Linked DNA regions of Mus musculus: region 1 is linked to region 2. The links are chromatin loops, found by intact Hi-C in ENCODE. Cell type or tissue: left cerebral cortex. All regions are shown on one strand. Links, peaks and the distances in the headings refer to the core of each region. The heading gives the core; the rest is flanking DNA.

What was found. Peaks named below come from ENCODE experiments on the same cell type or tissue, not always from the same donor. Only the 100,000 strongest peaks of a DNase experiment are listed, where the experiment ranks them.
Region 1: it touches region 2 in a loop (1.9-fold over the local background); 1 of 42 quality-filtered maps calls a loop at or near these places.

The regions. Positions count from the first base shown.
Region 1 is chr3:79,148,137-79,152,534 of GRCm38, forward strand. It overlaps a transcript of Rapgef2 not described here. Among named protein-coding and RNA genes, the nearest start is that of Rapgef2, 4.6 kb to the left of the region's middle. In left cerebral cortex, for the core only: a CTCF peak has its summit at 2,687 (motif pointing right); no DNase peak of the experiment used is centred there.
Region 2 is chr3:79,067,729-79,072,126 of GRCm38, forward strand. Rapgef2 (Rap guanine nucleotide exchange factor (GEF) 2) reads right to left here. Exons shown (of 24, transcript NM_001310536.2): 21 at 2,262-2,487; 22 at 1,161-1,720. Among named protein-coding and RNA genes, the nearest start is that of Gm52609, 13 kb to the left of the region's middle. In left cerebral cortex, for the core only: no CTCF peak of the experiment used is centred there; DNase peaks (open chromatin) are centred at 1,223, 2,298 and 4,050; H3K27ac peaks cover 2,318 bases.

The sequences.
Region 1 (4,398 bases), core at 265-4,264, 80 kb after region 2:
GAAATTTCAAACAGTGTTCTGAAACAGATATAATTCAAAAGCCAATGGCACGAAAAACAAGTAATTCAACCAAAATCAACACATAAATGCACAAATTGAGTGGTATCTACCACATCCAACAGGACATGAAGGCAGAGGCCTTCAAAGGGAGTGCACACTACAGCAGAGTCAATCTAGAAGACAGTGGGCTAAGTGGAATAAGCCAGTTATGAACAAACAAATGCTGTAAGCCACTAAATTCTGGGTTTCTAAGCTAGTCAGGTTTCAGAGACAGCCAGGCTAGGTGTTTGCTAGGATTGTTCATGGGTGTGTGTGTGTGGGGGGGGGTGATTAGTTATTGATTAGTCTGAGTTTGGAAGATGAAAAGGTTCTGAAGGTAATAACAATGAAGTGTATACGTAACGGTAAACTTAATTGTCACATACATTTATCACAATACAGAAGTGACTGACTCAAGGCCTAAACCATCAAACTCCACATCTGTCTCCTAGCCCATGTCCCTTTACATCTATATGCCAACAATCCTTCAAACTTCAGTAGCCTCATATCGGTGGTGTCTTGCCCTATAACAGCAAGGTTTGCCACTTACTGCTGCCTTTCTCTGGAAATAGGTGTCACTTCTCTCAAGAAGGAAACTAACCTAATCGGGAAACCTGAGAGATGAAGTAAGAAAATCACACATCCTCGGGCACGGAAGCTTCTCTGTACTGGCGTGACAGCTTCAGGGTCTGGCTTCATGCCTACAACACTCATACCTCAAGACTCAGTACTGACAACTTGGAAGTTTATCAGCCACACTTTCTTACACGTTGACACAATTATGTCAGGTACGAATTGTGAAATAAAGTGAACCAAAGATTAGAAGAATCCTATAGTACAGGTTTATATGAGCACAGATAAACTATGTGGCCTAGAAGTGAGAAGCCCTGACCTGTGTTCTATTTACCTCATCTCTTAGCCATCTACACTTAGTAACATTCAACAGAGAAAAACAAAACAAAACAAACCCCTTCTGCTGTGTGAGGAAGTGAAAACTTTTAAATTCTAGTTACAATGTTAAAAAAGTAGAATACCTTGTTCAGGAACCTCCCTAATGTAAAGGAACCCCAGCTAAATGGAATTCTGTTGAATTCCTTCATGCCTTTTCCTTCTAACATATTTACTATATCTATTCCTCTGACATTGAGGAAAATAGTATGTTCTTTTTTTTTTTCGGTAAATAATGCAAGTTTACTTAGTTAAATTTGTAAAAGTTAGAAATACACACCAAAATTTAAATAAAAATTAAATTCACAAGATAATTGCTTCTCTATTCACCATCTCTCAAATTACCCATTAAGCTCATTTCATTGATAAGACACATTATGTTTTTTTTTAATTAGGTATTTTCCTCATTTACATTTCCAATGCTATCCCAAAAGTCCCCCATACCCTCCCCCCCACTTCCCTACCCACCCACTCCCACTTTTTGGCCCTGGCATTCCCCTGTACTGGGGCATATAAAGTTTGCAAGTCCAATGGGCCTCTCTTTCCAGTGATGGCCGACTAGGCCATCTTCTGATACATATGCAGCTAGAGTCAAGAGCTCCAGGATACTGGGTAGTTCATATTGTTGTTCCACCTATAGGGTTGCAGATCCCTTTAGCTCCTTGGGTACTTTCTCTAGCTCCTCCATTGGGGGCCCTGTGATCCATCCAATAGCTGACTGTGAGCATCCACTTATGTGTTTGCTAGGCCCCGGCGTAGTCTCACAAGAGACAGCTATATCAGTATGTTCTTCTTATCGGTATTTATTACTCATATTTAGAACTTACTTGGTTCTTAATATTAACCATGGCTCACAATAAGCTTCCAAAACAGTTAAGCCCAAAAGATACAAGAAAACTATACAATTATCTTTTGTTAGAAGAGGTCTGTAAGACACAAAGTTAGAGGGCTACAAGGCTACAGAAGTCTAGTTTTCAAATACCACTATGCCTGAGTAGTGACTCATTGTCTCTTCTCCTCACAAGAAAGGGAAAATTACAGAAATAGGGGATTTGACAGTGAGAAAGGAAGAAAGAAGTTATTCTTTGAAAACTGAAAAAAAAAAAAAATCAGAAACTTTGCAAATCCGATTCCTAATATTTTATTGCTCCCCAAACAAGTGACATTTAAAAATCCTATGGTCTGGAGCGAAGGAGATGGTGCAGTGGGTAAGAGGACTTGCTAGGAAAGCATGAGGCCATGAGTCTGAATTCCCAGCACAGCTTTGCCTGGAACCCCAGTTCTTGGAGTAGAGACCAGGTGATCCCAGGCCACCAGGTGGCTGCTTGGCCTTACGGAAAATGGGACGTTTCAGCATCAATACTTTTTAGAGACATTTTAATCCAGCAACATGGCTGCTCTGGCAAGGGATCACTTCCAAAGTCCTTCTAGGTCTGTATGATCCAGCTGGAACACAACACACCTTTAGTCCCTAATAACGAAGATGAAGTTAGTTTGTAGTAGGAAGCAACCGTGTTTAAAAGTGTGACATCTAATTTAGGGGCAGACAAAGTGAAAGATCTGACAGAATGAGTCACAGATAGGATGTGCCCAACTCTCACGAGGACAGGAAGAGAGACCACCTTTTTATTTTTTAAGATTTCATTTATTTTATGTATATGAGTACACTGTTGCAGTCTTCAGACACACCAGAAGAGGGCATCAGACCCCATTACAGATGGTTGTGAGCCATCATGTGTTTGCCAGGAATTGAACTCAGGACCTCTGGAAGAGCAGTCAGTGCTCTTTACCACTGAGCCATCTCAATGTAAGAGGTTCAGAAAGAATTCAGTTTGGGTCAGTTTGGTGCCGTTCAGTTCAATGCAGTTGCGTTCAGTTGCGTCCCTGCAGTTCTGTACAGTTCTCGTCAGTTTGTACCTCAGTGCACTCAATGCAGCTCAGCTCATGGAACTCAGAGGCAGCAGTATTTTCAAGCAGAGCAATGCAGTCAGAAGTCAGGGAACCAATTCTGAATCAGTCAGGTTTGGGAGGAGTTTGAGCCAGAACAACTGGGTTGAACCAACCAGCTAGAGTTCAGAAAGAGCTAGAAAGGGGAGGTTAATTTAACAGTAAGTCTCAGAGGCTGAAATATCTAGGCCTAGAGTAGTGGGCTTGTCTGTAGTATTTATTGATAGCCTAGGTCAGTAGATGGGAGGCTGGAAGCTGAAGCCTTCAAGGCCTGGGCTTGCAGAAGATTAGATTACACAGAGGCTGGAAGCTTCCAGGCCTAGGCCTAGCAATAGTTAGACAGAAATGCTCTGGGTTCAGCCCAAGCCATGTACTCACAAAGCTTGGGCATGGCTCTCATCTCTTCTCATCCCTTTTCTGAGAAAATAAAGCACCATTTACAAATACTTAGGAGCACTGTACTGGCTAGTTTTGTGTCAACTTGACACAGCTGGAGTTATCACAGAGAAAGGAGCTTCAGTTGAGGAAATGCCTCCATGAGATCCAACTGTAAGGCATTTTCTCAATTAGTGATCAAGGGGGAAAGGCCCCTTGTGGGTGGGACCATCTCTGGGCTGGTAGACTTGGGTTCTATAAAAGAGCAGGCTGAGCAAGCCAGGTGAGGCAAGCCAATAAAGAACATCCCTCCATGGCCTCTGCAACAGCTCCTGCTTCCTGACCTGCTTGAGTTCCAGTCCTGACTTCCTTTGGTGATGAACAGCAGTATGGAAGTGTAAGCCAAATAAACCCTTTCCTCCCCAACTTGCTTCTTGGTCATGATGTTTGTGCAGGAATAGAAACCCTGACTAAGATAAGCACTTACAAAGGATACAGTTACAGTGGATGTGAGCATCAGAGGACTCACGACCACTCCTAACTCCAGTTCCAGGAGACCTCTTTTGCCTCCACATACACTTATACTCACATCGCACACGTAAACTAATGCAGTCGGGAACACACATGAGTCCTCACACTTTCTTCACACCCCTCCCCCAAAAGAAAAACTTCCAAAGAGGAAAAGTTGATTTGGTGGTGGAGGGTAGTACTGGAGATTGAACCTGGCCCCGCTTTGTACATGCTATGCATACACTCTACCACTGAGAAACATCCCAGGCCTCTTTTTACTTTTAAGAAATGGTTTCACATTTTACTATGTTTTTGTTTTATTTCTCGATCAATCTTAATGGTTTAAAAATAAAAATGTCACCCTAACAGATCTGTTTTACAAATGTTAAGTTTCTGTGTACAACTTTTCTAAGTGTGCAAATAAAAGAAGAGGAGGAAGAGGAAGAAGAGAAGGAGGAGGAGGAGGAAGAGAAGGAGGAGGAGGAGGAAGAGAAGGAGGAGGAGGAGGAAGAGAAGGAGGAGGAGGAGGAGGAGGAGGAAGATATGGTTTCAAGTTGCCCAAGATGAACCTGAATTTAC
Region 2 (4,398 bases), core at 202-4,201:
TTAGTTTGTTAACAGAAAATACTTCAAAACAAGCAGCTGAAGAATTAGGACCGGAACCTTACTCATCTTTAAGGCATATCAAATTTGACATCCACACACATATCACTTTCTTACGTGGCTACAGACCTATTTCCTCACTAATACAAGTGATGTGTGATATGGTTATGTTCTAGAAGGTTTTCTCCATACCTCACAATCTACATCACAGTTCTAGTAGACAGATATTCATGCCTGCTGCACAGAACAGCACTCAGACTCGGGGAGCACACTAGCCTTTACACCAGGGAGCACCAGCACTTTTAGGTACTGCTGATGTCCTATGGCAAGACCTCTTCCATCCTCACACTAACCCTATTAGGATAGAATTATGGGGGCTGGAGAGATAGCTCAGTGGTTTATATCACTGGCTGCTCTTAAAAAGGGCCTGGATTCAATTCCCAGCACCCACATAGCGGATCACAACTGTCTATAACTCCAGTTTCGGGGGATCAGACACTCTCACACAGACATACATGTAGTCAAAACACCTACACTCGTAAAATTAGAAATAAATAAATCATTTTTTAGAAGGTAAAATTATGAAGCCCATTTTAAGGATGAGCAAGCATAGCAGTCTGAAGTGTCAGGACAGGGATTCTAGCTCTGACTGACACCCCTCTCCCAGCTTTTACTCATTTCTGAACTCTACTCCTGTTCTAGAATGCATAAGGAACTTGTTTAATTGAGAAACAATGTGCCTGTATAACATAAATCAATGAAAAAGGTTTCAATATACAAAGGATACAGAGTTCTTAATACAATTCAAGGGGACAAGAGAATAATAAACCATTTTGTAAGTTTCAATGAAAGGAAATCACTTGGTGAAGAATACAGACATCTATCTTAATAATTTTCAGGTAAAATGAAAAAAAACTTTAGACAAGATAATAGCCACAGCAAGAAACTATTCACTGTGGGCTGAGGGCTAATCTTTACCGAATGTTTAAATGAATCTCTGACCACCAACTTAGCGCTAAGGCTGAGTCACTTCAGCTCGGACCACACTGCTGATTTGGAACCATATGTGGCAATGGACAACTGAGAGAGGAGCCAGTTTCCATAGTAACTAGGTTACAGCCATGGTTCAGGTGTGCCCCCTAACATTCCATTTCCACACTTACCGATGAGTCCCTTGGTAGTGCTCGGCGTCACAGCTATGTGGGCAGGCATAGGGACAGGTTTGGCTTCCTCTGTAGTCACGGGCACCATGCTGCTGCTCTCTGCCTCAGCGGAGACATCCTTCCCACCCCTTCGCTTGATAGTGCCTGTGTCGCCTTCTGAGTCTTCTCCCCAGTAGCCCGTGGAAGACGCCCAGCTGGCCCGGGATTGGGCTTGTTCAAGACTCTCTCTACTTTGATTCTGTCTGTTATATTTTGTGCTATGATCAGAAAACATCATTTGGTCCATATGGCCACCGGAGGCCCATATACTTGCAGCATCCCCTGAATAGTCAAAGTGAGTGTGCCCAAATGGCAGTGTTTCCCAGCTTCTCTGGTGCTGAATGGTCTGTATGTTGTCATGGGAACCACTTGAGCATGATGTCCAGCTCCCACGACCGCTGTCAGCAGCATCGAGGGAAGCACGGTCCCCTTGGTCATGGGAAAGCTCCTCTGTGCTAGGAGAAGAGATGACCGTCGCTGCGGCATACAGGCCTCGGCTTTCAGACACTGGGGCATACGACCTATCCAGCAAAACACAGGAAAGGAAGATGTGAGGCTGTTAAACAAACACCCTTGTGCTGATGACAAGCTCTTGGTTTGAAGTCTAGGCTGGCCTTCAACTCATGAACCTCTTCCTCAGCCTAAGTGTTAGGATGATAGACATGAGCTGCCATGCCTATACAAATCTTTCCCCTTAGAAAGGCAGCTTTCTTCCACCCTAGAGAGGAAGAAAGTACTCTTGAATGGGATCAGAGATCTGCCATATTGCTCATTCATCTTACAAAGCAAACATGGGGAGGGAAGGACAGCCTGCTACAAAGAAGGGGCACTTACACTTTCCTTACAAGGTTCAGGGTGGCAGAATATACTCTGGTTACCCATGGAAGGCAGATCAGACAGAGACTGGACTGTGTCTACTACTGCTGCAGTCTTCCTCCAGAAGAAGGAAGGCCACAAGGAGTAAACACATTACAAAAGCAGACTGCACAACAAAAATAGCACGGCACTTACTCACAGACCCACAGAGAGAGACAGGAAAGATCGCAAGGAACAGACGCTTACCCTAAGCTGTATTGATCAGGCTCCATCAGGGTCCGCCGCTCCATCCTGCCCACACCTAGGTTGCTCTCCACAATGCTGACAGAATGCCTCTGGCGCCGTTCATCATGCAGAGAGACTGGCACCGAGTCAAAAGAAGAATTGCTGACAATACTGGATCGTGAAGAAATCTCACTGTGACCTGAATCTGAGAAATTATCCACGGTGCCACTGAGAGCCAGTGCATAACCTGAGTGAGAAAGGTAAATGTAGTAGTTAGATATTTTAAGCTTCAAAAACTAAACAGGTCCACCAAATGGGCAAAAACTGTAAGTTGACAATGAAATGGGGGTTTATTCAAGAAGGTATAAATACCTGAAGACTAAGAGATTCAAATTTTACTCTAATAAAGTGTAAGTTACTTATTCAATGGTGAGAAAAGTATCTATTGTTACGCACTCTTGGTAAAGATGAAGAAACTATGACGTGTCTCAACTACTCTTGCTTCCTTAGCTACAAACACACTGCTTAGTAAAGACTCAGCTGAGAACAGCTCAATGACTGAGCACTTGTCTGGCTTGTCTGAGGCATCAATTGCAATCTTAGCAGAGTAAGACAACACAAACAAAACTGGAAGCAAAACCTCCCACAACCAAACTCCATCAAGAAGAACCCATCAGTTTTAGAAGTATGGACCCAACTCTCAAACTGCTGACAGCAAGTGTCTTATTTTCTTTTTTTATTTTTCAAGATAGGGTTTCTCTGTATAGCCCTGGCTGTTCTAGAACTGGCTCTGTAGACCATTGGACTCAGATCCACCTGCCTCTGCCTCCCTAGTGCTGGGATTAAAGGTGTGCGCCACTGTGCCTGTCTGAGTGTCTTACTTTCAACAGATGTCAACAGATGTTTTGACTTTTCGAGAATGTCACCAAAGTCCACTAGGAAGTAGCCACACATTCTTTAGAGTTTAAGTGGAGACACGAATACAAGGATAAGACACGAAGAAGGTACTTTTGGATTCCTGTCATCTATTTTCTCAACATTAATATTGTATTAGCTGAATGACCTACAAGATAGCTGTTTTGAAGGATGTAGCATGCATTTCCTCAGCCCTGCTCTGGCTCAATACATGTTCATTTCCTGTCCTGAGAGGCTTCTTTGAAAGTCACAAGGTTCAGGGGGAGGGGGAACTTGCTGTGACAATTTTATATATTTAAATGAAAAATCCCTCAATCTTTCTTAGCACTCAATTTTTAAATTTCCATCATAATATAAGGCTGATAAACAGACATAATCACGTACAATGTAAATTTCTCCTTTTAGCCCAGGTTGGGGTCTACTAATCTTTCTGTTGCAGCTACCTCAATGCTGGGGTTAGGGTTGCACTACCTCACCTATTATAGTGTAATTTTCCCAAAGCCACTTACAAAACAAAAACAACAACAACAAAACTGGAGAGCACCTGAAGGTTAAATTCTGTCCCGTCAGTCCACACGGACCCTGATCTATATTTATTTCAAAGGCTAAGCAGGTCTTGATAAGGTTTAACATGGTTATTTATGGTCTGTCTTTTTATAAATCACACTGCAAGTTCCAACAGGCAATCTCTCCTCACAAAGTTTGCCCCATGCCTGATGCCTGGAAGGGTTCTCCCATTTTCTTAGCTAACAAGTCAACTAGCTTTCCCAGCAGGCTTGGTTCTATAAGCCCCACCCATCCTAGAACTTCTGGGAACACTGTTATTCTTGCTCCTGTTCTCAGTTCAAACAGAAAACTGCCAGGAGCCAGCAGACCTTAGCTGACTTCCACTGCAAGAGGAACGAAAAGAACTCCCGCGCACTCAGTGAGCTCTGGAGCCGCTGCACACAGACATACAGGAAGCTATGGTTAGACTGACTCCGCTCTGCTGCTAAACTCTGTCAGGAAAACAATCTCCTTTACTACTGCTGGACCACACATGCAATCGAAAGGCCAGGGGAGGGACGGGGGAGGGAGGGGGGAGGGAGGGGGAGGGAGGGGGGAGGGAGGGAGGGGCAACACTGGAAACTGTGGAAAGAAATTACCAGCTACTTTAATCTGAAAGAATATCAACCTAAGAACAGATGCAGTCTCTTGAAAACAAGAAAGACAGTCAAGACTCGTATTTGTATCATGAAAAATA